7 separate regions of the Homo sapiens genome follow, and regions 1, 2, 3, 4, 5 and 6 are each linked to region 7. Evidence: chromatin loops called from intact Hi-C (ENCODE). Cell type or tissue: endothelial cell of umbilical vein. All regions are shown on one strand. Region 1 overlaps CAST (calpastatin). Region 2 overlaps CAST (calpastatin). Region 3 overlaps CAST (calpastatin). Region 4 overlaps CAST (calpastatin). Region 5 overlaps LOC101929710 (a long non-coding RNA gene). Region 6 overlaps RIOK2 (RIO kinase 2). Region 7 overlaps LOC101929710 (a long non-coding RNA gene).

Region 1 (4,000 bases), 140 kb after region 7:
TGTAGCGGAGTGTCTTGTTGGTCTACCATTACTCAGTCTTATTAACCAAATATTTCTAAACTTATTGAGAGTACTTGTGTCTTTCCTCAGGAATCTAAGGCCGCTGCTCCAGCTCCTGTGTCGGAGGCTGTGTGTCGGACCTCCATGTGTAGTATACAGTCAGCACCCCCTGAGCCGGCTACCTTGGTGAGTGACTCCCTGGGCATTTGAGCAGTGGCTTGAGAAAGTTTTCTGCCTCCTCCTGTCACTCTCTGCTGTGTATTACCATCATTTTATCTTATCCTGACAAATTAAAAATAAAATCTGATATCATTATAGTATCTGTTGTTTCTTTGGGCTTCAGGGGTGTCGTAGAAATTCAGACTAAGATTTAAATTTTTAATTAAATTACTCCCAACTGTATTTTTCTCTACTCTTCTGAAATTCTAGTTCCTCAGCTATTGTGGATAATCCTGCCTTTTCACTTCTCTGCATCTTTTAAGCCTATATGGATTTCCACCGAAAGCCCAAAGTTACTTTTTTACTGACTTTCCTGGTAGAATAACATGCAGTAAAATCATTATGATTCCTCCCCACTCTTCCCACTGCAGGAGGTGAAACTGACTCAATTTCTTTCTCTTTCCTTCTTCTTTTCGTGCTTCTCTCTCACTTTCTAATTTTCACATGAAGTATGATATTTAAGAAGGTGAATCTTTGTTTCCTTTTGATTTTAGTGTTTTTTTTCCATTAGTTAATGATTGAATTTGACTCAGGGAATAACATCTGATGGAATTATATTTCAATTGTATTTCATTACTACAGAATTAGCACATCTTCCCTCTGAACACCTACCTTTCATCATCTGCTGTGCCATTGCTCTAGATGTTTTGCAATGTCTTCTCATTAAATTTTCACAAGGACACTATGAAGTCTGTCCTGATCATCTTCCTGTAATAGATAAGGGAAATGAGGCTTTGAGTTGACCTTGATCCACTTGATATTTCAGAGCCTCAGTTGAGATGAAAGATATGGCCCCTGCTCTCAGCTGTCTTCAAGACTAGTGTGGATATGAGCCCTCCCCAGTTTTTTGGGGTTTCAGGGTACTCTTCAGGTACTTTTTACAGCATGTGTGCTAGGCCACAGTGGTAAAGAACCGGAGAGGAGGAGGGACTCTAGGAGGACTCTGGTGAAGAAAGCAGGCAAAGAGGCTGTGATTGGAGTCAAAACAACAATAGCCAGCATTCCCCAGTAGAACTCTTGTAACCAAAACCTGCACCTGCACCACCTGCCTCATCTGCCAAGTGTGACTGCCCGGGCTTTAGAGGGCTCAATTCCTTTTCAACTTTACCCTGACTGTAGAGCTGAGCATTGGATTGTTAGAAAGCAGACAAACCAGAACAAAACAAAAAGCTCTTGTTTTCCCTTTCCCCGTCCTCCTTTCCAGGGCCTTAACCCCACCAACTCTGGCCATGGTTGCCCAGGTTACTGTCACTGAGGCAGTTGGCATTTCTGGGATTGTGACACCCTCGAACGCCAGAAAGAATAGCTGTAGAGTGTAATAAAGGTCAGAGGACTCAAGAAAGGCATGAAGATTAGAGAGTAAAGGAAGACAGACCAGAGGAAGGAGATGAATGCGTTCCCTAGGTGGTTCTTGTGTGTATAAAAGAAAATTTATTAAGGAAACCCAGAGACCTGAGTTGTAGTTGTGAATTTGATAATATCAAATACTACAGAAATAGAAGTTTTAGTCCTTACTCCTGTTTCCAGATTCCTTTGTTCTTAAGTCTGCTTCTTCTCCTAGGTTTTCTTTAACTGTTTCAGTAATTTCTTAAGCAAGAGGTTGGCAAAGGGCACAGGTTTGGGGAAGCAGTGGTTTCCAAAGATTCTGTAGCATAGAGTATGAGAAAACAGAATTGTAGTGTGAGCAGGTGTCTTAAATCATGTAGCAACTCACATTGCTTGCATAAGACTTGGGTACCAGTGCAACTCTTGATATCCTTGATTAGAGTGTTGCAACTCTTAATACTTAATACTTAATTTAGGTATAATCCCAAACAGGTTAGAAACCTCAGGGATAACCTCAGGGATTTTTTTTTTTTTTTTTTTTTTTTTTTTTTTTGGTAGCTCTTGGGAATAAAACCCATGCAGTATTCAGCCACTAGGTGGTGCTAAATCACTTTTCTTTGGTGATCTTTCCTTTTGCAGTGCAGTTTATCAGAAAAACAGCTTTTCTTACTTGAAATCATGGCTAAAATATAAAACAGAAATACAGTTTTACTCTAAAATTTTAATAGGTGCTCATTGTGAGGTCAGAGATTTTAATAATAAGATTAAACTCTGAGATTGTTTGACCCAAGGCCTTTTACATTTTTGTTTGACCAAGACCAACAGTGGGAAATTCATTGATATTGCAACCCCATCCCCATACACTGGAAGCAACAGTTTAAAGAATAGTATTTATCCCTTCTATGTATGATGCATTTTATACACACACACACACACACACACACACACACTCTTACATTTTTTTTTTTTTGAGGCAGAGTCTCGTTCTGTCATCCAGGTTGGACTGCAATGGCATGATCTCGGCTCACTGCAACCTCAACCTCCTGAGGTCAAGCAATCCTCCCACCTCAGCCTCTTGAGGAGATGGGACTACAGGCATGCACCATCATGCCTGGCTAATTTTTAAAAACTTTTTGTAAAGATGGGATCTCACTGTGTTGCCCCGGCTGGTCTCAAACTCCTGAGCTCAAACAATCTTCCTGCCTTGGCCTCCCAAAATGCTGTGATGGATTACAGGTGTGAGCCACTGTGCCTGGTCCTGTTCTCTTCATTAAAAAAGAAAAGTCCTGGCCATGAACCATTAAGTTGATTCTTATGACCTACTAATGTACAGACGATTCCCTTTATTTTCCCTTGACACCATTCGTCCTCTGTGTTCACCAGTGTGATTTTAAATACCAGCATGGCCAGAGTTCATTACATTTGGGGGAGTACATTTCATTTTGAACAATCGGACCACAGGTAGACAGTTCTCACTGTGCCATTCAGGTTAGTTGGTCACAGGCAGAGTCATCAGAACCAGCCCTGAAACTCCTTTGGTCAGTAGAAGCCCTGTGGAGAAAACAGGCTTCCGAGCCTCCTCTTCTGAGACAAGCCAGGCTGTCCCACAGGAAATGGAGAGGAATGGCCTCTTGTGGGCTCTCTGAAAATCTTTCCTGTGCCGTCTATGGAATGATCTCCATAAAGACCACGTCTTTCTTTTTTCCTGGTATGCAACTTATCTGTGATACACCTCAGTCCATTGTCTTTCTTATTTCTAAACCAACTCTGGGTCAGGTCTCGTAAGTTTCACATTATCAACATATAATTTGCACACAATGTTTAATATAAGAAATTTGCTCGAATGTTAAACGTTTTGTTTTTTAAACATAGATTCTAATTCAGTTGATAACTCGAGTTATTAAAAGATAGCGTGTGCCTTTTATCTGAAATAATGATATGCCTTTCTGAATTGATAGCATATGTTTTAAAGGGAGTGATTAACCACCTACTTAATATATCCACTAATGCACTTTCAGAAGGGCACAGTGCCAGATGATGCTGTAGAAGCCTTGGCTGATAGCCTGGGGAAAAAGGAAGCAGATCCAGAAGATGGAAAACCTGTGATGGATAAAGTCAAGGTAATGGCAACTGAGATGCTTCTGGAAAATAAATATCATTGATCACCTTCTCCCCCTGCAAATAAGTTAGTCATTTGTTTTGTTTTTTATATTTCCTGTAAAACATGACCAGCTGGCTTTTTCTATTATTGTGCATATCCTGTTTAATAAGCTAAACCTGAATAAGCTGCAGTGTTGAACCCCCACAGTGGATGGTCGACATGCACAGACCGGAGGCCTCTGAGTCTCATCTTTGCCCACCTGCATTGACATTGCTGGGACTTGGGAAGGAAGGGGCAGCTGCCTGCTGCTCCTCACAGCTGTCTTGCATCCCAGCAGGCTTTCTGCTGGTGCCT
Region 2 (4,000 bases), 74 kb after region 7:
GATTTCTTTATTTCTTTTTTCTTTCATTTTTTTTTCTTTTTCAAATGACCTCTCCTTTTCCCCCCTGACCAACTCACTCTGCCATATTGTGGGAATACAGTAGAGCACACTAAGAGAGCTGCAGTTTCAGAGTCAGTGGACCTTGTGGGAGGCTTTGGTTGGAGGGATCAGTTACTGATACTATTTCTTCCCACTTCTCCCAGGACCTTGTCCTTTAGATCTTTTGATTATTCCTTTTTTTTTTCACTCTTTATTTCATGACTCCTCTTTAGACTACATATTAGCTCAATCTTCATCATAAACTGTTTTAAAGCAATTCCTTTGAAACTGCTCAAGCTCCAATTCCATCTCTGCCTCTAACCCTCACTACCAAAATTCCTGGTTAAAATTATTGAAGAAAAGAGTGTAGAGAGAGAAGAGAGAGAAACTAAAATCAAGTGTTGATAAATGCCTACATGTAGAAAGTGGGAAGGATAACTCAAGTCAAAGAAGCAGCAAGCAAAGAGGTAGAGGAAGCTGGGTGCTCCCTGTCATCAGTGTGGGGGGTGCAGGAAGAAGTGGAGGGTCAGTAGGGCTGAAATGCTGATATTTCCAGAGGGATGGGGGCTGAGGCAAGGTCCTGATTGGAGACTGGGATAGTATCAGTTCTCTTCCAAGCTGTTTTTGTGGAGTAATAGAAGGTTTCCATTGTACTGTGATTATGATTGAGAGGGTGCTGAGTATGTGGAGATTCTGCATGGTAGATTCTTCTTCCAATGTATGTAGATTTATGTAAAGAACAGCAGATAAAGCAATGAAAAATGAAGTCAGTGTTTACTTACACAAAAAGAGATAAGTTCTGTAAGGAAAAAAATATTCATGTTACTTGTTAAACAATAGTAAGGCAGACTTCATTCCAGACCATTGCTATAGGTGTAGGGACCACTGCAAGGGAATTTTGCAGTAAGAGGGGAGAAATTATAGGGGTGGCTGGTTTTTCCAAGAGTTGACTCCATAGCCAACCTTAATTTTAACAATCTAATTCCATGTACATCATTCTCAAATATTGCATTCTATTATAGTTATTCAAGGCCTTGGTAGTATTTAGCTCCAAATATAATGAAGAAAAGTGGGGATTTTTAGCTAGGAGCAGGGCCAGGGATCGTTGGATGGAAAATTAAAAGGAAACATCAGGGATAAGGCGGATTCTGGGAAAAGTGACCTATAGGATTCTTGCTTAAGGCCAGCGGGTGATCAGATCTCACCTGGCGGATGGTGGAGGATGAGGGGACTTGATCGGATAGCAAGAATGGAGGATTCTGACTAAAGTAGCCTGTCAGTATTCTTGCTATGAGTGGGTAGTGCAGAGATGAACGTGGAAGTCCAACAATGAGGCCTAATTGAAAAAGAGCTCAGAGGAGCCTGATTAGAATTTAGTCAAGGAGAGAATCTTTGTCAGTGTGACTGAGACACTTCACATGTTATAGATGTCTTGGATTGTTTGGTACTGTTCTCTGCCAGTTGTTTATTGATAAATGAATTCATTTATTAATTAAGAAACATCAAATAAGAAAGATGTTGTTTGGAAAGAACTAACAAGTGAATTCTAAAAATTTGTTTGTCTTAATCATTACGATTCTAGACCTCCTAGTTTGTTATTCACATTAAAGTTGGTATTTTTGGGCTCTCTCTTTTGCACATCAAGCCTCTCATTCCTAAATGATCTAATTCAAGCTTAAGGACCAGAATTTTTGGACTTTAGTACCATTCTAGAAATATATCATTCTAAAATCTGAAATCTACAATTTTGAAGAAAACTATTTATAGGAAACTGAGAGCTAAAACAATCTTATAATAACATCCCATTTTTGGTTTCACTTAGTACTTAAGATAAAAATTGCTTCTCTGAATATAATTTTGTCACTTTTTTTCCTGTGTACTTTCTTAATACAGCAAGTAGACTCAGTAAAATCTGATACAATATACTTATTTCACTAGTGAAATTGAAAGCTGAATGACTGGCGAATTTAAAAGATAATGAGGGTTCTTACTACCAGCGCCAATAAGAAAGGTTAGACATTTGTTAAACGTGATATGGTGCTATCTGCCTGCATGTTAACCATATAGTTCAGGGGACACCCAGTGGTTAAAAGTAGGTAATTCCTTGCTGTGGTACAGTGTTAAAAAATTATGGAAAAATATATTTCTTGGCTCAGCAGTGATCACACATTGTTGATTTTTTCTTTCTGAATGAGTACATGTTAGGATGTGTGTGTGTTTTGAGAAAATGTTTGGTCTTGACTTTATATATAAATTTTCTTTGAATAATAAAAACTCACCAACAATTTTGAAAATGTTAGAAATATGATTAAACTTTTCCTTTAATTAAAACAAATTAGAAATGTGGAACAAGTGACTGCGTCATAAATAAGAAAAGCCTTTTTGACCCAGAAATCCCAATTCTAAGAATGTATTCCAAGTATATAATCAGAGGTGTACATGATGACTTACTTATATCCAACGATATTTATCATAGCTTTATTTATAATAACAACAAACTAAGAAGGAAACACCTGTATGGAAGTTAAGTAAAATCATAGCGCTGATATACTGACGAAGGCATTTTTAATACTGTGTTTTGAAAAACATTTAATGACAGGCAAAAATGCTTATATTAGGTAAAAATCTTTCTAAATGTAAGATTACAATTCTATTCATATAACATACTTATAATATGTTATCATGTGCATATTTTTGTATTTGTATAAAAATAGGAAAAAACTGAAATTAGTTGTCTTGGATGACAGGATTTTAAGTAATTATTATTTCTTCTTCCTACTTTTTTTAATCTTAAGTGTATTTATTAAACCAGAAGAAAAAGAACAATAAGCAGCATAGATAATAAAAGAGTAAGATAAGAGTGTTTTACCAATGACCAGAAAAGTACCCATGCATGTATCTGCTTAGACCTTAAAGAGAGAAGTGCTGTGTATTTGAGATTTTTTACTTTGGGGCCCCTAAGAGATACTTTCAGAGCAAGGCTGCTGCTGCTGTGTGTGTGTATATGAGTGTATGTTTTGTGTGCTTGTGTGTAGGGGTGGGGGCACACACACGTGTTTGAGTAGAAAAGCACCTCTTAAATACAGACAGAAAATAAGAACAAAGACAACTTGGAGGGCAAGAATACTGAAATATTTTTAGTTCATATTCTCTTTGGAATCTGATGAAACTGTGATCTTTTCTCTGAAAGCTACACACATGTACGAATACAAAAAATACTCTCCAAAATGTTACATACAATTTAAAGAGGTTTATATGCACACACTATCCCCACCCTTGTAGGGACAATCTTATCAAGTAGATATATTTAGGAGGCACTATGTTATAGTATTTTCCTAGGTGGCTTGCTGATGTCTGAAATTCTACCATTAACAATTTCCTTAATCTTTCATTGCCTTTTTCTGCATCTTCTTTTAAACTGTAGGTATTTCTAGGTAATATATTCACTATTAATGCCCTTGTGAGAACTAGTTTGGCAGGAAAGGAAGAGAATACCGTAAGCATTTTTTTTCTGTAGATTCTGTAAAGGTAGTAGAGCACCAGAGATCATTTGATGAAAATAGCTAACACATAAATAGGCATTATATACACATGCAAATACATGTGTGCACACATGAGCACACACATGCGCCTTATGGCAACCCCATTCTCCTGATAAGGAAATTGAGGCACAGCTTGATTAAATAACCCATCTAAGGCCACACAGTTATTTAATAATAGAACCCAGAATTGAAATCACTTTCCAGAGTCTGTGCTTTTAACTAGTATCCGATACTCATCATAAAATTACTTATATTATGAAGTCTACCTTATAGATGGAGGCCAACTCCATAGACTTTCTTACTTCTATTGTCATTTTTTTGTTATTCACTTTTCTACTTCTTCATTTCCCTCTTTCTTCCTTGTGTGATGCCCTCTTTTCATTCAAGATTATATAGCAAGTTCAGTCATTCCAATTCCC
Region 3 (4,000 bases), 89 kb after region 7:
CATAATGAGTCAGTGTGGGTTTTATTAAAATGAAGATTCTGGTTTAGGAAGTCCAGGATGAGGCTGAGATTCTGCTTTTCTAACAAGCTTCCAGTGGATGTGCTGCTGCTGCTTTGGCAACCACATTTTGAGTAGCCAGGAGACTGAATAGTGCAGAATGTGGGTAGTTTAGGCTACCCATAACCTAAACATCAACTAGAGAATCTGATTAAAATGCAGATTCTCAGGTTTGAAGCCAAGAAATTCTGATTCGCCGGGGTGGGGGAAGAGCCCAGGATTTCATATATTTAATAGGCATTCCCAGGAGTTTCAGATGCAGATGATTTGAGAACCACACTGGCAGGAAGGACACCCTCAGGGATTGTGATGGCCACAGCACAGCAGTGGAACTACATTGTTTGCCTTCACTCTAAGGAAAGGAGCCTTTTTCCACCTGACTTACAGCAGAAGAATCTTGCGAAAAAAATTTTTTTTTTTTTTTGAGACAGGGTCTCACTATTGCCCAGGCAGGAGTGCAGTGGTGTGATCTCAGCTCACTGCAACCTCCACCTTCCAGGTTCAAGCGATAATCCTGCCTGAAGCCTCCCGAGTAGCTGGGATTACAGGCAAGCACCACCGCACACAGCTAATGTTTGTATTTTTAGTAGAGACAGGGTTTCACCATGTTGCCCAGGCTGGTCTGGAACTCCTGAGCTCAGGTGATCCACTTGCCTCGGCCTCCCAAAGTGGTGGGATTACAGGCATGAGCCACCATGCCTGGCCAGAAAATTTGTTTTATAACCATGTGATTACTCATCTGTACTCATCAGGAGCACAGAAATACATTCAGAGATAGGCATCATTGAGCTGCCTAACTCTGGAAGCTGTGGGGCCCAGGGCCCATCCCTATGGGGTGTGGCCCAAATTAGTCACCCTGTGCTGTTTTTGTCACAGGAGAAATTAATGTCAGTGAAACCTAGATGAGCTTTTAGTCTATTTTTAAAAAGGAATGACAATACTAATGATCAACAACAACAACAAAAAGGGATATATAAGCTATATATCAAGAAGAATTCTAAGTCCGGGTGCATGGCTCATGCCTGTAATCCCAGCACTTTGGGAGGCTGAGGTGGGTGGATCACTTCAGGTCAGGAGTTCGAGACCAGCCTGGCCAACATGGTGAAACCCTGTCTCTACTAAAAATACAAAAATTAGCTAGGTGTGGTGGTGCATGCCTGTAATCGCAGCTACTCGGGAAGCTGAGGCAGGAGTATTGCTTGAACCTGGGAGGTGGAGGTTGCAGTGAGCTGAGATCACGTGACTGCACTCCAGCCTGGGCCACATAGCGAGAATCCCACCTCAAAAAAAAAAAAAAATTATAAGGACAGGGTCTTCTGCTCTGGAAATGTTAGAATCTTAAAGTTGGAAGGGCTCTTATTTCACTAGATTTTTGACAGAAATAAAAGACAAAAAAAATAAGGTAGCTGTGAGGAGTACCTTGAAAGGTACATCAGAGGGCCCTAACTGCCTTGGCTGCCTGGTGGGGTACAAAGCTGTATGGATGAGTTCACCTTTTTCATGCCACTGGCCATCATTTGTCATGACTCGACACAGCACTGTCCAACCTGTCCTGAGGTCTGTGTTCCTCAAACAGTGACCAACACTACCTCCTTCACTCACACCCCAAGTTCAGGGTTCAGAGCCTTTAATGTGGTTGGTGTACGGCTTTTCATTTATTTTAAAATTTTTTATAATTATTTTCTCTAACTCTTATCATTCAATATTTATTAGTTGGCCTTCTATATGAAAGAGTGGCTTAACCCCTCTATTTATTCATTCATTTATTTACAGCAGTATAGACTCATGAATTTATATTGTATTCAATAGCTTCAAATCTATTCTAATTTTGAAGTTTGTAATATACTATAATATAAAGTAATCGGGTAGAATTCTTACTGTTAAACTACTCTTTAAAGAAATCCATTACACAGTTTTAACTGCATTTGCAAATCCCTGGTTGTAGTCATTACTAATCCACTTTATAGTTTCAAAAGAGGTCTTCGGGGGAGCATATTTGCGAAGTGCACCCACCGTCGTTGCCTTATTCTGGTAGTCACAGGGTGACAGCCGAGGGAGCGGTAACCTGTAATCAGCCGGCGGTGCGCAGCCCACACAGCACGTGGTCCGCATCACAGGCTGCGTTATTGAGTGAGCCAGTCTCCAGATGCCAGGCGCATGACGAGTCCACGGAGCGGGACCTCCCTCCCCACGCATCCCGGGCTCCCGGGGCGGGGCCGCCGGGCAGGGGGGCGGGGAGCATCCTGCGTCGCCTTCCCGGGACCGCCCCGCCCCGTCGCACTCAGAGAGCTGGGCTGGAGCTCCAAGCGGAAACCGCGGGAGCCGAGCCCAGCTAGGAATGCAGACCTCCTGAAAACCAAGCCGAGGACTGCGGGGTCCGGTGTCCACGCAGAGTGAGTACTGTCTTCCGCCGCTTTGCTCCAGGCCGCGCGTGCTCCCGGGTCTAGGGCCTGTGCCCCCGGCTACCTGCCCTGCGTGTCCGGGGCCTGGTCCCTGCAGCGGACTCCCCAGGCTCGGGACGTGCGCTTTTCCTACTATCGCGACCCTGGCGATACCGTGCGTTCTGAGTTTAACTGTGTTTCTTGGCGACTCCTCCTCCTTGTCGGTAACACTGTTACTGCCCCTTCCGCCGGGAAATGTATCTGGTGACCGGACGCGTAGGGTTACAAAACAAGGGATTTGTGTGGCCCGGTACAAGTGGCCCGAGACAAGTGGCCCGAGACAAGTGGCCCAAAAGAAGGAAAGCAGCAGCTATGTCAGTTTGGTTTGGCACCTTTATCTCTAGGGTTGGAGATAGATCTCCTCCTCCCCAGCCGTGCCGCCACCCTGTGATGACCTCCGTTTTAGAGCGTGAGCTCACTCTGACCTTTCTGCGTACCTGATACATGCTGGGTGTGGCGTGGCAAGTGTTGTAACCTGTTTCGGTTCCATTTCCTTTACACAACCTGAGACGGTTGTAGAATAACATCACTGAGGGTTACTTTGTGTCTATCTTTTAAGAATACAAAGTGTTTTCACAGAGATTTAACTTTCTCTTCTGTATGGTTAGGGACCCGGCATTCTCCACTTACACACAGGCAGGGGGAAGTTCTTTATTCCCATTGTACAGCTTCAGAAAATGAGGCAGAGAGTTTAGACAGCTTCCCTAAGGATCGGGACTTTGGGGCCTCTCTAGTTTTCTAGGAAACCACCTATGCATCAGAATGACAGAAATGCTTAATCAGCAGCTCTGGAAAGTTCCTGCTGTTTCACATGTTTTTCAGAGGAAAAACCTCTGCATTGCAGGGAAGCTCAACAAGGAGTGGCATCTACTGTTCAAAAGGGGAAAGTCTATTTCCTAATCAGCACTAGAGTTTATATTAATATAGATTGCTTCTTTCTGATGAATGTATTCGACTTTTGTGCACTGATTTTTCAGTATCTAAAAGGAATATTGAGTTGTTGGGAATATGCTGGGGAGGGTGTGCTGCTTGGGTTCTAGGAGGCAGTATAGGATTAAAATGAAGTAGTGAAATTTAGCAAAATCTTGCTGAACAAGGAAAGGCCACACCTGTAGACTGATGGAGAAGGAATAAGCCACCTATAGCAATGAGGCTGACTAGGGATCCCGTGTGTGTGCAGCAAGGACTCCTGGTGTCTATTACGAATCAGCATGCTTTGTAGACTGTGAAACAGTGTTTATGAAGCAGCACATTCAAGTATAAATATTGGCTGTGGTTCAGTTCAGATGCTTTGAAAGAAGAGTCCGAATGCCAGAGAGTAGTTGATTATATAGAATTAGTGGGGAGTTTTGGTTCCTTGATTATTCTCTGGCAGAATTGACTAAGTATAACATCTGTACTGCAATGAAAACATAAAAGCTAGTACGTAAAGTAACAGTTTGAAAGAATGAAACCAGAAAGAAAAAGAAAGCATTTTCTTTTCATTTGAATAACTTCTGAAA
Region 4 (4,000 bases), 130 kb after region 7:
TATCTTCGACTTTCTTGGAGGGCTCACCGGCCACAGTGTGGCACGATAAGCTTTGTGACGGTGAACGCAGAGGAGCAAGAGAAGCAGTTCGTATCTTCCAGGACCAAGTAATGTATTGGGAAGAAGGGAAACTTGATTACAACACAATGTGAGATATACATTACTTAGAGTAGCCGACAGAAGCAGTGTCATCTTGAGGAAAGCGGGGTGTTGGCAGAATCCTGGGGGGAGTCAGGAGGCCAAGCTGAGTTGTGGCTTTACCACCTGAGGGCGACAGGGCCACAAGTATATTGCACTTCTGCCCCAAGCTTCTTACAGACACTTAAGGAGAGACAATTAATGTGGGAAGGGAGGGTATAAACATGTCATAAACCTCAGGATCAAAGGAGTCTTAAAAGTGACTAAAAGCAGATAAGCAGATGTTAAGAAAAAAAGTGACATAAAATAAGTTATTTAAACATGTGGGTAACTAGTTTGGGAATGCATATGAATGTATTAAGTTCCCTCTAGAAAACTTCAGAGTCGCAGCAAACTAAAATTCCAGCAAAAAGAACTCCTCTTTTCCACTCTTATGACATAATAGTTGTATTAGTCTGTTCTCATGCTGCTAATAAAGACATACCAGAGACTGGGTAATGTATAAAGGAAAGAAGTTTAATTGACTCACAGTTCCTCATGGCTAGGGAGGCCTCATAATTACGGTGGAAAGTGAATGAGGAGCAAAGTCACGTCTTACATGGAGGAAAGTAAAAGAGCATGTGCAGGGGAACTCCCCTTTATAAAACCATCAGATCTAGTGAGAATTATTCACTATCATGAGAACAGTACAGGAGAGCTCCGCCCCCATGATTCAATTACCTCCCACTGGGTCCCTCCCACGACACGTGGGAATTATGGGAGCTACAATTCAAGATGAGATTTGGGTGGGGACACAGCCAAAGCATATCACTAGTTTTCCTTTTTAATCATATACAAAGTATGAATGTTTCTAAAGAGGATCTTTCAGTCCTCTAGATTATTAACCTGAATTCTTAGTACCCGACTTAGTGGGTCCTTTACATCCTAGATAGTCTGATGTGATGAGAAGGCTCAGGAAGGTCACTGTCAGCCTGTAGGAGTGTCCACTGCCACCCCAGCATACCCCAGAATAGAGAGCTATCTGTGGAAAACCACACAATACTCCAGAGAGGAAACCCATGCCTACTTGGTATTCCCATCATCTACCATAACATAAAATAAAAGTTTTTTATTCTCTAATGATAGCCCATTATAAGTCTCCCACATTTTTAGGTGTGGCTGCCTAGTCTAGTGCCATTTCAATTCAGTAGGCTCTTTTTTTTCGATGCCTACTGTATACAAACCAGAGCAGGCATTTCAAGACTATAAAGATCAAAGAGGAAAATAAAAGCTCTGGCCGCATGTGTAACTTTCACTGTCCACAGCCTGAGATTAGTGGGGAGGACCGTCTTAATACAGGTGACCCTGGATGTTCATGAAGGCCGCTGTGCCTTGACCTGGGGAGTGCTGCTCCATGACAGGATTTCTCCAGATGCCGAAATAGAGCGTGACTGGAAATGTTTAAAAGAAAACCATGACTTCATCCTTTAATGAGAGCTTCTCTATAAAACAGTGAAACTAATCCCAAAGCATAGAACAGTGCCTGGTCCATTAAAAGTGCTCAATAAGTAGTAATTAATCAACTAACCAATCAGTGGGTTTAGTTACATTTAATGTTTAAATGTTTTCATTTGTTTTGTTTTTTATATTTCCTGTAAAACATGACCAGCTGACTTTCTCTATTATTGTGCGTATCCTGTTTAAATGTTACTAATTACAATTGTTTAAGAACCACACTCTTAGGCTAAGATGCAGATGGGGGCCGTGGGTTGGGTTGGAATATGCCAAGTGAACCTCCTACCTTGGTTAGTAAATTAAATCCACACCTTTATATAGGTACAAATTCTTACATATTATGGAACTTCACACTACCCACCAGCAGGTTAAATTGCAAGTGTTGTGTCCTAGCAGTCAGTGATCTACTATAGAACTATGCTTTTATTTGTAATGCAGCTAGTTGTTCATGGTTCAGTAAGCTAGAGAAGTCCTGGCATTATTGAAGAGAGTCCTTTTAAAAGAGGTAAAACAAGTTATCCATGGATCAGCCAAGATTTGTGATGGGCCGCTTCTCCCATATCTGAACTGGGTTTAATGTGAAAATTAGTCGTGTTTCCTCTCCCTTCCTTAGACAGCTGCCTCGTTGAGTAAGACAGATGAAGGCCATTAAAATAATTGCAACTAACTGCTGCACTGTGCTTACTGTCTTCAAAGGATCTTTTATTTACTTTTCTCTGGTGATCTTCACAAGTCAGTGAGCTAGATAAGGGTTATTAGTAGCCACATTTTACAGCTGAAGAAACTGGACCAAATAAAGGCTAAGTGGCTTCCCAAGGTCACAGCAGCTGGGAGCAGAACAGGGCAGTTGCCCAGGATCCCTGGCTGGGCTACTTTTGCTCAGTCACCCACTGCTCCCTTTCTCACAGCTGCCCACCATCGTCTTGTGCTTTGTAGTTTACAAGGCTCTTCCAGATGCTTTTACCAGATTTGGTCTTCTCTATAACACTCGAGAAGTACACAGAGGAAGTGATATCATCTCATTATGTGCATTATCCAACTACTTTTTTTTTCCCCTCCATTTTCATCAGGCAAAAGCTAAAGAAGAAAAACTAGAGAAGTGTGGTGAGGATGATGAAACAATCCCATCTGAGTACAGATTAAAACCAGCCACGGTAAATTTTTAGCCACAGTGCATGACAACAGCATCTTGCCTTTGCATCTTGTTTTGTTGTATCTGTACCCTTGACATTGTCAAAGGACATGTCTGTCCCCCATTCAGATATTAACTCTGAAAACCCTGAACCTTTTTTTCTCTGCTCCCTACAGTTAGACCCCTTGAGGGATGGTTTGTCCCTGCCTGGCTTCCTAAGTAGTGACCATGTGTTCATTTAAATTCCCACAGATTTAAATGTTTCGTTTATTAACAGTTCTTACAATAGATCCCAAAACTCAGAAGGAACAATTTGGGGATAATTTCTTTTCTAACTGCTATATGGATAAAAGCACCATAGGTCTTCTGAGGGGTAGATATGAATGCACGAGGGTTTACCAGTATCCTAAGTGAAGGTGGTTTTGTTGCTGTTGTTTTTGATTATGGTGAGGATGGTAGACTAACTCCTGTCATTACATTTGTCATTTACTTTTGAAATCATGCATATAAACACATGTTGGAATATAGTTACAATTCTAAGTTATGAAACCTCATATCCAAAAAAACTAAACAGTGTTATAGGAATGATATCCACCTCTTCACTCTAGGTTGGAGAATTGGGGTTTTTTAAAAGCTTCGATTAACATAGCTACATCTTTATTGCCAAAGAACTTTTTTTTCCTATTACTCTACCCAACAGATTAAAAACATTTTTAATAACTTAAAGTAAATGTGCATTCTGCTTGGTAACATCTCGATTTTTATAGCTCAACTCCTTTTTTTATACTTTATAAAAAGTAAATCTGAAACACAAACTCATGTAAATCTAAGAAAAAAATTAGCTGACATTTCATATCCTGGAATTCCCAGAAACAAACTTGATGGGACATGAAAGCAAAATTTTCTATTTCATTTCCAATGAATTTTAATTTCATTTACAGGATAAAGATGGAAAACCACTATTGCCAGAGCCTGAAGAAAAACCCAAGGTTAGGAAATACATTTTTTTCTGATACTTAAAGAACAATAGACATGTAAAGTATGAATTAAGATAATTTTGACAGTCTGGAATTCACTGTGCAGACTTGCATGCTAACCTAGTACAGAGGAAAGGGGAACTTCTGATGGTAACACTTGGCTGATACCTGTAGCTCCTTTCCATATATTTTAAAGATGATCTTCCTCATAAATCATTACTAGACTATAAATTTCTAGGTAAAATTTATTGCACACTAG
Region 5 (4,000 bases), 270 kb before region 7:
TCACCCAGCCATATCTCCTCAATTCTTTATTTCCCACATTTGCACATCTCTGAAAATGGGATGTGTTTCACAATCATGCCACAAACGCCCTGAGCCTACGGGAATCCTGTTGTACTTGTTCATAGTATCATTGCTTCACTGAGTTATGTGCATTTTTGGTACCGCATAAGTTGATTCCATTGCCATTTAAAATGTCTTTAAAATTATGATACTGTAATTGAGCATTGAGACAAAAAGTTATTGTGTATGAAGAAAGGTGTGGGAATAGGGCAATGAAGCTTACATTTGGTATTGAAGGAAATATTTTGTTTCTAGAAGAATGATCACAATTTCATATTTTTAAAAAGAGCTATTAACAGTTTTATTTTAAAATAGCAACATGTACAATGCACTCATACATAGTTTGCAATTGTTAAAATGATGATGAAAATCTTTAACCTCACTAAAAAAAAACACATTTACAGATTTTAAAAATTCTTTTAGGGGGTACACAAGATAAAAATTTAAAGACCTCAGCTGTAGATTGCAATTTTCCAAATGGATCTCACAATACTGGCACCTAGCCAAAATAAATTCTTTAACCAAAGATAGGAAAATGAGAAAGTAGGACAACTTATTGATTTTTTAATAAAATGATGTTAAATGTTTTCAGTTTAAAGTTCTGTTCTATTTTCTGAAATTAAGGTGCTTGCTACCTTTTTAGGGGGTTGAGAGGAGTTTAGTTTGAAAATAATGATGTTAATATTAACATGCTTTTCTTTTTTCATTTCTACATTGCCTTTGAAAGCAACAGCTATGTGCTTTACAGGGCTTGCCTAAGGAGGCTACCTGTAAGGAGAAGAAGCTGAGTTTCATTTTGCTACTGAGAAACACACAAAGGATTGCCTTTAACTTCCTAAGCATTGCAACTGAAAGCAGAAGAAATTGCCAGATCCCTGCTGATTTATGAAATGCATTTCAAAGCCACAGAACTACCATTTTAGGCATTGCAGCACAATTTAATTGGCATTATTTTTCTTACTGGTCCAGAAAATAATGGTGTGATTTACAAATGTTGATGTCTTCAATTTGATCAAACACTGTATTTAAAATTGTATACCTCTTCCTGCTGATCTACTTTATCCTGCTCTACTGCACTATATGATTCACTAATTAACTCTAAATTTACCATCAGTCTCCTTCAGCTGGAAGATGAGCTCCTTGAAGGCAAGCATCTTTGTTTATTCATCGTAGGGTCTAGATAAACCAATGTTTAATACATAATTGTTGAATGAATTAATGACTGAAGGAATTGGATCGTAACCCCTACTTGAATGTAATTTTACACTTACCCTTGTGACCTTGATAGAACTAATAGTCCTGCCTTTGTCAGGCTGGCAGCTTTATGTCAAATCTACATTTTGGGTGTGTAGGAAGACTGGCCAAGGGACAATATCAAAGGCTAGTACCGCAAGCCCTAAAGCAATAGTGAAGAGTGACATAGTTTCTAGTGATGAGTCTGTATGTATAGGAGGGAAGTGGGCATTGGGATGAGGAAGGAATCAAGGATTATTCTCTTATAGCCATGGATATATTCAAATGTGTGGAATGAATGGATGAGTAAATGCAACATTTGACAATTTCTCCAAATATGGTTTTTTTTCTCATGTACTAATGGTTATATTTTTTAAGTGGTAATCTCATTACCTCTCCAAGACCAAGCAAGACATCAATCAAATTGTGTGAGAAGCAAATTCACACATTAACTTAACCATGAAAGCAAGCAGTGGCTCATGTGCCATGAAAAGAATTCAGATTCAAAGGAATGCGAATCAGGTAGCAGGCTGAGTAAATATTCTCACAATCAGACTATTCTCACAATCAGACCTTGACCTAGTGAGAAATTAAACATACTCTACTTTTCCTTTAGTCTTCATTTATTTTTGCTTAAGTTTGTGGGGGATATGCTGGCTTAATTTGCATCTGATGATTGTATTTCTTCTTGGGAGAAATGGAACAAGTGACTAATACCTACCAGGTGGATGGCAGGTAGGCAGAGGTGAATGGAAGCAGAGCCAACACATTTTCTGTGCCAAGTACAATTCCCCAGGCTGAATTATATTTCAAATTTGTTTGCATTGGTTCTTTCATTATTGCTTACACAAATAGAGCTGAAAAACCACATGGTTAAGTACAGAATACCGTGATATAATGACTTGTAGACACAAGGGGTCAGCATTTGAACACAGATGATTTGGTCGAAGTCTTGCCTTGTTCCCTTCTGCTGCTCTACTCTGGCTTGATGTGCTTATGTGTATGAGGGTAGATATGGAAATGAAATTCAATTTGTATTTTGCACATCGCTTTCTTTTCCAGTTTAGAATTTTGAGATCTCCCTTTTATATTTAATCAGTCTGTTATTGTCATGGGAGATGATATCTAACAAGGAGTCTTACCAGTCTCACTGGCCCCAATGGTTTCAGCAAACTTCAGTGACCTCCAGATATACGCTAATTTTTCTCTTCCCAAAAGAGCTTCTTAACCTAATCTACTCTTTTTTGAAGAGTCTTAACCTAACCTACTCTTTTTTGAAGAGTCCCTAATCTATGCTTGCTTAATACATGTGTTGGATGATACACTATTTTACTGATACAAATCTACCAGAAACAGGAGATTTGTGGTTGGAGAGATTGTATCTTGATTCTGAGCTTATTCTGAGCTTTCGACTTAGCATTGGGCTCCATTATAATTGCTCTGTCTTTGATCTGTCCTTTCACTTTCTACGTCTAACTCAGTGCAAATGCATGCTACAGTATCTCTTAAGAAACACTATATTATTCCCATAATTAAAAATTATTACAGTAAAATTCACTTTTTTGGGTGTACAGTTCCTTAGCTGGGTATCACTGGCTCAGGGTCTCATGAAGCTGTAATTGAGATGTCAGCCAGAGCTGCTCTCCCATCTGAAGGCTTAACTGAGGGAGAATCCACATTTGCTCATGTGGCTATGGGTGGGATTCAGTTCCTCAGGGACTGTTGGACTAGGGACTTCAGTTCCCTGCTGGCTGTTGCTGGAGGCTTCCCTCAGTTCCTTGTCATATCTCCATAGGGCAGAGTGACCCAGATGACACAGCTTGTTTCCACACAGGTGAGAAAGTGAGAGACTGAGAGAAAGATGAAAGTCAGGGTGTTTTTGTAACCCATGTAAAAGTGACATCCCATCATGTTTACTGTATTCTATTTATTGGAAGCAAAAGTAGGGAGGATTACACAACAGTGTGAACATCAGAAGGCAGGGATCACTGGGGACCATTTTAGAGGTTGCCACCATAAAGGCTGTCACAATGATCCAATTGAGAAATGATGGAGTTTGCATTTGGGTGGTGCCAGTAGGCTAACATCCTCCGATTGCAAAATATGAGTGACATTTAGAAGAATAAAATTGCTAAAACATGATGGTTGATTGGCTATGGTAGATAAAGGAATAAAAAATTTTGAAGAAGACTCCAGATTTCGGGCTTGAGCTCCTGAGTAGATGGCAGTACTATTCACTTATAATGATATTCTGCAGGAAGGCAGAGATCGTGACTGCTGTTTCGGACATATTAGCTTGCAAGTACCTGTGAGGCATCTAATTTGAATATCAGGCAGGTGGTTAGATATTCAGATTTTGAGCTTATAAGAAAGTTGTGGATCAGATAATGGATTTGGCTTTTGTCACTGTAGAGATTGTAATTGAAGCCTGTCTTAGGTCCAGTTTCTAGGAGCACAAATTTCCCAAATAACAAGTGAGTCAGTAGGAATGAAGTGAACAGACTCTTTCTAGTTCTACCCCTTGACTCCTGGATTCGTATATTCTACCACTGGATACACAGTACCACATAATGACCATTGGTAGAAGGTATATACTACATCCTAAAGCAACACCCAAACCTCATAATGTATCGTCTGTAAGCTGGCACCTCAGTTGTGACTTTAAGAAACTGTTCCAATCTCTATCAAAATAGCAATATCTGGGCTA
Region 6 (4,000 bases), 550 kb after region 7:
AGAGTGCTGAATCTGTGACAGTGAAATAAACCTACACTTCAGAAAGTGCTCTGAGAACCTAACATAACTCATCCCTCTATCCTTTGTAAGTAGCAACCTGGAAGGCAGCATCAGGCAGAGTTTTTTAATTAGACAGCTATGTATTTTGTCAGAAAATTTACTAAGCAGTTGGCTAAAAGAATGATTATCTCGAGCTGCACTAACTCTGATTAGTATCCATTAAACATCTATGGTTTTGGAGAAACCTCAAAGATAGCCAGCTATGTGCCAAAGAACAGACCAATGGCTATCAATACCACAAAGTTAGCACAAATATAAACCGCATAGTTTGTAGGAAAAGTTTATTTAATGGGGAGACTAAGACGATGCAAGATGGTTACTAGAAAAACATCTTTCAGTCTGGATAAATACACAACAAAGGATCATAGCTGAAATACCAGTGACCATCACAATAGGAAAGGTGGTCAGCTTGTGGAATTTTCCTTTTGGTAACCTTAAGAAGTCATTTTAGCAGTACTAACCATACAGTATATGTCAGGCACTGTAATAAACTCTTTACAAGTGGTACTTCATTTAGTCTTCACGACACTGAGGTATACTATTAAATGTCCCCATTTTACAAGTAAAAAAATTGAGGTTAGAGAGGCCACAGAAGGTACCTGAGGTTTGGGAAGTGTAGAACCAGGATTTAAATCTGGAACTCCTAGGCAAAAAAAAGTGTTTTAACAATCACAATATACAGCTTTACATTAGTAAAATTTTGAATTTGTTTTTGTTCATTGTTCACTATGCATGTTTTAAAATGTGAGGGTTATAGCTTATCTGTTAGGACAAACTCTCTAACTTCTAATTGATGGCTAGCCAAACATATCTTCAAAAAATAACTATTATAATTATACCTTAGTTTTCAACAACCAAAACAACATATCCAAAAAAAACTAAATTCCTTAACAGATCATTTATTAGTAAATCTTCAATAACTAGCACTAATCTTTGCCCAAATGAGGTAAGGCCTCCATTTCTGATTGGAATAATTAATTCCTTGGCCCACAAGAAATCTTAGGCTATTAAAGGTAAAAATCATGTTTGTCTTGAGTTTCTTAATAGTAATGGGCTTTTTATGTAGTAGATACTCAAAAGTCAACTGAGTCAACTAGGTAAAGCTGAGCAGGATAAGGCTTTATTCCCAATTTGCTTTCATAGCTCTGAATATAAGAAAATGACTCCAAAATAAACATTCTGTGGTTCTATTAAGCTGTTTTCAACTTTACATTATAAAAATGCTTAAAAGTTGAGAGATTATACAAAATGAATACCTGAATTCAAAGATATATCTAAAATGCAAAGCAAGGGTATTTAAATATTTGAATGTCAGGTAACTTTTGAGGGAAGAGGAATTGGCATTTTCTAGCTTCTATATATTTAAGCCAATTTATTAGATAATTACAGGTCTTGCAAATAGCTAGTAGAGTTAATTTGGCAAAGGTGAAAGGGAATCTGCTGTCTTTATCAATCTTGGAAAAGTCTGTACTATATTCCCTCTGGTAGAACATAATTAGGGATGCAAGTAATCCTGTTTGGTGACTATGGGGTGATATTGCCATCTAGTGGCCATTTTTCGCTGCAAGTGATCCCCTTTTCCGACTTATGCGGCAATGAAGAGACAATAATCAGGTGCATACACTTAAGCACTCATCTTTACATCTCACTGAATTATAAAGTCCTTGAGGAAGGGACCATGGCTATGTATTTTCTTTCCTGCATTAGGTATTTGTTAACCTTGAGGTGAGAACATGTTCCGGACCCACTTATATAATAAGCATATGAGAAAGAACATTTCATTCCTCATTCTACTCCACCTTCCCCAACCCCTAACTCTTCTGCTACTCAGGCCTGCTTACAAGCTGCCAACTGTAAAAATTGTGGTAGACTATCTCAAGTAAGTTTCCATTCTCATGACCACATTACCAATGTAAGTGGCACAAAACAGATTATTAATCAATTAATTAAGCAAATTGTGCATCACTGGCTTATCTTTACTTCCAAAGGCTTATCTTTACTTCTAAAGAAAAATAAGACAGTGAAGTCCTCCAGTTGCCAAATAAAATGCAACCAAATTGTCAGCAGAATTTCAGAATCATTATGATTCTAATAGCCATGTTTTATTGAATGCTTAAGAATGTGCTAAACATTGTTCTAATTGCTTTATGTGCATTGTAGCATATCATCCTCAACAAACAGAAAACAACAAAAATGTTATTTAGATTTTTAAAAATATGCAAATGTCTCTAATAAAGTTACGTAACTGTAGTTACCCAAATTACTTTGAAAAAAATGGACTGCTTTGGCAGGTAATTATTCTTTGCAAGACACATACTGAATGACCAAATTTATAGATGAAAGAGGGTTTATTTATTAATATATGATAGCCTTGGCTCAAAAAAGACAAATGAGGGCTCAAAAAGGAATTACAGTAACTTTAAAAAATATATTAAACATATCCAAGATCCTAAATATATTATTCTCCCCAAAAGCTGGCTGCTTCCAAACTTGATTTGATATTTTGCATGTTTTCCCTACGTTGCTTGGTAAATATATTTGCTTCTCCTTTCTGCAATCGACGTCTGACAGCTGATTTTTGCTGTTTTGTCAACTGACGTTTCACCTTCTGTTTCACCAGTTCCTGGAAAGATTTCATAAATTAGTATTACTGATAATGAACCATTTCAAAAAGTACACTGCTAATATCTGTTCTATTTATATATTGACACCATGAATTTTAAGATTCCAAACACTGACAGTACTATATAGAAACTGTTATATAGGAGAAATTAAATTCCAAACAGAAATACAGATTATATAGCAAAAAATATAGTGTATAGGCAGAATTTTTAAAAAATTACCATAGTGCCACCTAGTGTCCATCATGAAAACTGATGGAAAAAACAAGATGAAACTGCTTGTTCCTCTGCTTTTTAGGTTAAAAGTAGGCTTTTAGAGTAGATTTTGTATAGAAAATTATTTTTGAAAGCATTCAGTATTGCTGAATATATCCAAGAATGCCTTCACAGTTTCAGCTGTAGAATTGACCTGATGGTAGCAATCACCCATGGAAAAGTCTTCATATGTCTTTTGATCATAAATTCAAGTTACTTATCAGTTAAGATACACTGTGCAAGTCACATGACTTACAAGATGAATAAGAAATGTGAAATACTCAGTTCACAATGACCTTTTCTTTCTCTGAAGCACTACAGTCTGTTATTTAATAACTGTATATAACCTTGTATCATTCAACTTTTCTCCTAAAAAAGAAGATAGCTGCAAAACTCTGCAAAGCCAGGAACAAGGGTCTTCTTTTTTTTTTTGAGACAGGGTCTTGCTGTGTTGCCCAGGTTGGAGTGCAGTGGCAGGAACACAGTTCACGGTGGCTGCAACCTCCTGGGCTTGAGTGATCTTTCTGCCTCAGTCTCCTGAGTAGCTGGGAATACAGGTGTATACCACTACACCTGGCTAACTTTTAAATTTTTTGTAGACAGGGGTCTTGCTATGTTGCCCAGGCTGGCCTGAAACTCTTGGGCTCAAGCGATCCTTCCACCTTGGCCCCCAAAGTGCTGGGATCACAGGTCTGAGCCACTATGCCCGGCCAAATTTGTACTTATATCCAAGTACAAATGGCTGGGCGCAGTGGCTCACGCCTGAAATCCCAGCACTTTGGGAGGCTGAGGTGGGTGGATCACCTGAGGTCAGGAGTTCGAGACCAGCCTGGCCAACATGGTGAAACCTTGTCTCTACTAAAAATACAAAAATTAGCCAGCCATGGTGGTAGGCGCCTGTAATCCAAGCTACTCGGGAAGCTGAGGCAGGAGAATTGCTTGAACCCAGGAGGCGGAGGTTGCAGTGGGCTGAGATCATGCCACTGCACTCTAGCCTGGATGACCTCCGGCCTGGATGACAAGAGCAAAACTCCATCTCAAAAAAAAAACAAAAACAAAAACAA
Region 7 (4,000 bases):
AAAAAGACATACAAGCAGCCAACAAGCATATGGAAAAATGCTCGACAACACTAATAATCAGGGAAATGCAAGTCAAAAACCGCATGAGACACCATCTCACACCAATCACATAGCTATTATTAAAACGTCAAAAAATAACAGATGTTGGTGAGGATGCAGAGAAAAGGGAACACCTATACACTGTCGATGGAAATGTAAATTTGTTCAGCCACTGTGGAGAGCAGTTTGGAGTTTCCTTGAAGAACTAAAAATAGCACTACAATTTGACCCAGGAATCCCATTACCATGTGTCTATCCGAAGGAAAAGAAATAGTTCTACTAAAGCTATTCCTGTACTTGTATGTTCATGGCAGCACTATTCACAATAGCAAAGTCATGGTGCCCACTAATGGTGGCTTAGATGAAGAATATGAGATACTTAGACACTATGGAATACCATTCAGCCTTAAAAAGGAATGAAATCATGTCCTTTGCAGCAACATGGATGCAGCAGGAGGACATTATCCTAAATGAATTAACACAGAAACAGAAAGTCAAATACCACATATTCTCATTATAAGTGAGAGCTAAACATTGCATGCATGTGGGCATAAGATGGGAACAATAACACTAAGGACTCCAAAACAGGGAGGGAGGAAAGAGAGCAAGAGTTGAAAAACTACTTACTGGGTACTATGTTCACTCTCTGGGTGTTGGGTTCAATAGAAGCCCAAACCTCAGCATTTCACAATATATCCACGTAACAAACCTGCATACATACCCGCTGAATCTAAAATTTGAAGAAAATAAAACAAAAACAGAGAAATCTGCACTTGTACCGGTTTAAAGAAATAAATACGTTTTAATCTAATCAAATATATCAAATCTTTTACTTTATAATTTTGGTTTACTGGATTTTGTTAATATGCTCTTTCTTACACTGAGATTATGCAAAAATTCTTCTGCATTTTCCTCAAACTTATTTTAGTTTTGCTTTAGATGTTTAGATCTCTTATCAACGGGGTAACAATTTATCTTTGTGTATGATATAAACAAGAAGTCTAAATAAATATACACACATATATACATACATACACACATATATACATGTGTAAATACACAGTACATGTAATTTTTCTCTGTGGGTAACCAATTAATGTTTATCAGTTAGCCCATGCATGTTCTATTGATTTGTAATGCCACTGCTTCATGTATCCAATTTCCAAATATGTATGAGTCTCTTTCTGAACTCTCTATTCTGTTCCACTGGCAAGTCATCCATCACTGTGCCAATAGCACACTGCCTGAACTACTATAGTTTTATAATAAGTCTTGATATCTGGTAGAGTGACCCTCTCCATCTTCTTCTCTTTCAGAATTTTCTATTCCTAGCTGTTTTCTTCCATTCAAATTTTGAAATAAGCTTGTCAAGTTCAGCAATAAAAATCCAGTTGAGGTTATAATTTGAATTGCATTAGAATAGATGGATTTGAAGATGAATGACAGTTTTCTTCTTATCCTTGAACATGGTTTCATCTCTCCTTTCATTTAAGTATTCTCGAAGGTCTTTCAATGAAATTTCATACTTTTTTCATATTTGCACATCCTTTGTTAGATTTAATACTAGGTACTTCAGATTTTGTAATACTACTATTTGTGCTATCTGTATTTTCTGTTTAAGTCTTCACAACCCTATGAGTTAGATATTTTCACGTTCATTTTCTAGCTAAGGAAACTAAGGTCCAGAAAGATTAAGTAACTCACCATGTTATCAGTAGTCAGTGATGGGGACGGGATGCAAAACAAGTTCTATCTGACCCCAAATTCTGTGTTCTTAACCTCCAATCCATACTCTGTCTTCTGATGATTGTCTTTAAAGCATTTTTAAATGAAACAACTTAAGGGTATTCAAAGGCACAAAACAACAACAACAATAGTAACTACCTATCTCCCTGGAGAAAACGTTAAGTACCTCAAACTTTATTCTCTATACAAATAACCTGGGACTTCTATTACAATGTACATCTTAATCCTGTAGGTCTGGGGTGGAGCCTGCAAATATTTAGGTATTCCCAAATGTCTTTCAATGAAATTTTATACTTTTTAAAATAATTGCACATCTTTTGTTAGATTTAATACTGGGTGCCTTATACTGTTTTTTAAATTGTTGTTCATTTATCTGCATTGTGAGGCTGGGTATCCTCACAGCCCTATGAGTTAGATGTTTTATGTCTATTTTGTAATGAAGGAATCTAAGGTATAAAGTAACTAACAATATATCATCAGCAGTAAGTGACCAGGTAATACAAATGCTGCCGGTCCAAGGAACCCCTTCCAGAACCACCACTAACTCTACAGCATTTTCTGGTGAGGAACCCTTTAATTAACATGATTAAAGGTGAGAACTCCACCAGATGGCAGCAGAAGCTCATCATTTTGTCTCAAATGATTCCATTTCCCTCTGGATGGAGTGTTAGCTGTTGGCAAATGCCTGACTCGTTAGGTTATTGCGGTGAAGTGAATCAGAATCAGGGCCTTTCACTCCTGATGCTGTGTGCAATCTTACCTACTACAGCGCCTCAGTGTTGACAAGGGATTTTCAGCAAAAGCATCCAGCCGGGACATGCCCACGAGCTTCTCCCAAAAACCTTATGGCAGGAGGCTTATAAATGAGAATGAAAACTGTTTTCCATGGGTTGCTTTTTCATCACAGTGAGTTCAATTTAGGTACTTAACCAAGAAAAGGAAACATGATTTGAAATGTTTGGCAGGGGATTAGAAGAGGAAATGATTCATTCACTGTGGGGAACGGGAAGCTATTCAGGCAGATAAACCTGAAACAGAGTCCAAAGATTCAGAGGAAATCCAAGAATAATGCCAGGGACCCACCTCCATCCAAAGCCTAGGCCCAGCCTCTCCCCAGGGGTGCCAGATTACCCCTCTTCCTCAGTGCTTTTTTTCTTTTTAAAAACTGAATATATATATATAGTTGAATTATGAAAAGGATCCATCATCTTGTACTGCTCCCACCCTAAGCTTGGTAAAATGAGGCACCTGTCACTAAGAAGGCTAATGAGTTCATTATATTCTCTTGCCTTTTAGTTACTTAAAAGCAATAATTTGGGCACTGGGGAGGCCCTCAGCGCTGCCTTGAGTGAGCTGTGAGTAGGCTTTAGCCTAGTATAGGCAGCCCCCAAATTTCAATAGTTCAACTTAAGATTTTTGAACTTTACGATGGTGCAGAAATCATATGCATTCAGTAGAAGCTGTACTTGGAGTACCCATACAGCAATTCAATTCTGTTTTTCAATTTCAGTACAATATTCAATACATTACATGAGATATTCAGCACTTTATTATAAAACAGGCTTTGTGTTAGATGATTTGCCCAACCACAGGCTATTGTAATTGTTGGAGCATATTTAAGGTAAGCTAGGCTAAACTATGATGTTCAGCAGCTTTGGTGTATTAAGTGCATTTTTGACTTACAATATTTTCTATTTCCAGTAAGTTTATCCCATCGTAAGCCAAAGAGCAGCTGTACAGGATGGCATTTGGCAGTCCCTAGGCAGGTCTCACTTCCTCCTCTCCCCTTACTCTGCCATAACCATCTCTCCCATTGACTCAGTCAGCACTGTCTGTGCTGCTGCACAGGGCTGTCTCCCAGAGTGTGTTCACATAGTCCAGTCTATCAGATTGCTTTGCTAATGTGCCAATGGCAACAGGGAGAATGAAACAGACAAGGATTCTGTGGGCTGTCCTTGGCTGAGACGCACATTGAGGGAGAATTCAACCTGCTCCACCACGCCAGGCCCCAGGGAAGGAGGCCAGGGAGCCTAAGAGGGGTCAGGTGGAGGTGTATGGTAGTGAGTAGGGAATCAGGAGATTATCAGCCGTCCTATTATTTAATGGTTCTTGCTTCAAGCATTTGCTGGGAAAGAGGGGTCCCGAGAACAGGTCCATGCCACTGAGACTCAGTGACTTATACTAGGGCAAGTGTAAATGTTCTGGTATTAGGGTT

Evidence for each region. A loop is a pair of places that touch in the nucleus more often than their neighbours do. Peaks named below come from ENCODE experiments on the same cell type or tissue, not always from the same donor. Only the 100,000 strongest peaks of a DNase experiment are listed, where the experiment ranks them.
Region 1: a loop joins it to region 7, with 6 times the contacts of the local background. A loop is called at or near these places in 35 of 110 quality-filtered maps.
Region 2: it touches region 7 in a loop (12-fold over the local background); 72 of 110 quality-filtered maps call a loop at or near these places.
Region 3: it touches region 7 in a loop (5-fold over the local background); 13 of 110 quality-filtered maps call a loop at or near these places.
Region 4: a loop joins it to region 7, with 6 times the contacts of the local background. A loop is called at or near these places in 42 of 110 quality-filtered maps.
Region 5: it touches region 7 in a loop (6-fold over the local background); 84 of 110 quality-filtered maps call a loop at or near these places.
Region 6: it touches region 7 in a loop (9-fold over the local background); 69 of 110 quality-filtered maps call a loop at or near these places.

What each region holds. Positions count from the first base shown.
Region 1 is chr5:96,750,497-96,754,496 of GRCh38, forward strand. It overlaps CAST (calpastatin), which reads left to right. Exons shown (of 32, transcript NM_001750.7): 20 at 91-186; 21 at 3,564-3,665. Among named protein-coding and RNA genes, the nearest start is that of ERAP1, 55 kb to the right of the region's middle. In endothelial cell of umbilical vein, a CTCF peak has its summit at 2,134 (motif pointing right); a DNase peak (open chromatin) is centred at 2,155.
Region 2 is chr5:96,685,936-96,689,935 of GRCh38, forward strand. All of the region lies in intron 2 of CAST (calpastatin), which reads left to right. Among named protein-coding and RNA genes, the nearest start is that of CAST, 26 kb to the left of the region's middle. In endothelial cell of umbilical vein, a CTCF peak has its summit at 2,131; a DNase peak (open chromatin) is centred at 2,076; H3K27ac peaks cover 367 bases.
Region 3 is chr5:96,700,466-96,704,465 of GRCh38, forward strand. The region is part of intron 3 of CAST (calpastatin); the gene reads left to right. Among named protein-coding and RNA genes, the nearest start is that of CAST, 40 kb to the left of the region's middle. RefSeq lists a silencer at 2,211-2,340 and an enhancer at 2,580-3,079. In endothelial cell of umbilical vein, no CTCF peak of the experiment used is centred here; DNase peaks (open chromatin) are centred at 2,266 and 2,656; H3K4me3 peaks cover 1,504 bases; H3K27ac peaks cover 1,807 bases.
Region 4 is chr5:96,743,640-96,747,639 of GRCh38, forward strand. It overlaps CAST (calpastatin), which reads left to right. Exons shown (of 32, transcript NM_001750.7): 17 at 2,703-2,786; 18 at 3,706-3,753. Among named protein-coding and RNA genes, the nearest start is that of ERAP1, 62 kb to the right of the region's middle. In endothelial cell of umbilical vein, no CTCF peak of the experiment used is centred here; no DNase peak of the experiment used is centred here; H3K27ac peaks cover 1,237 bases.
Region 5 is chr5:96,342,728-96,346,727 of GRCh38, forward strand. All of the region lies in intron 3 of LOC101929710 (a long non-coding RNA gene), which reads left to right. LOC107986365 (a long non-coding RNA gene) reads left to right here. Exons shown (of 2, transcript XR_001742457.1): 2 at 788-1,622. It also overlaps a transcript of CAST not described here. Among named protein-coding and RNA genes, the nearest start is that of PCSK1, 89 kb to the right of the region's middle. In endothelial cell of umbilical vein, a CTCF peak has its summit at 2,216 (motif pointing right); a DNase peak (open chromatin) is centred at 2,224.
Region 6 is chr5:97,160,543-97,164,542 of GRCh38, forward strand. RIOK2 (RIO kinase 2) reads right to left here. Exons shown (of 10, transcript NM_018343.3): 10 at 325-2,683. The coding sequence ends at 2,519. Among named protein-coding and RNA genes, the nearest start is that of LIX1, 20 kb to the left of the region's middle. In endothelial cell of umbilical vein, CTCF peaks have their summits at 1,615 (motif pointing left) and 2,873 (motif pointing left); DNase peaks (open chromatin) are centred at 1,599 and 2,959.
Region 7 is chr5:96,611,805-96,615,804 of GRCh38, forward strand. The region is part of intron 4 of LOC101929710 (a long non-coding RNA gene); the gene reads left to right. It also overlaps a transcript of CAST not described here. Among named protein-coding and RNA genes, the nearest start is that of CAST, 49 kb to the right of the region's middle. In endothelial cell of umbilical vein, a CTCF peak has its summit at 2,405 (motif pointing right); DNase peaks (open chromatin) are centred at 2,497 and 2,557; H3K27ac peaks cover 913 bases.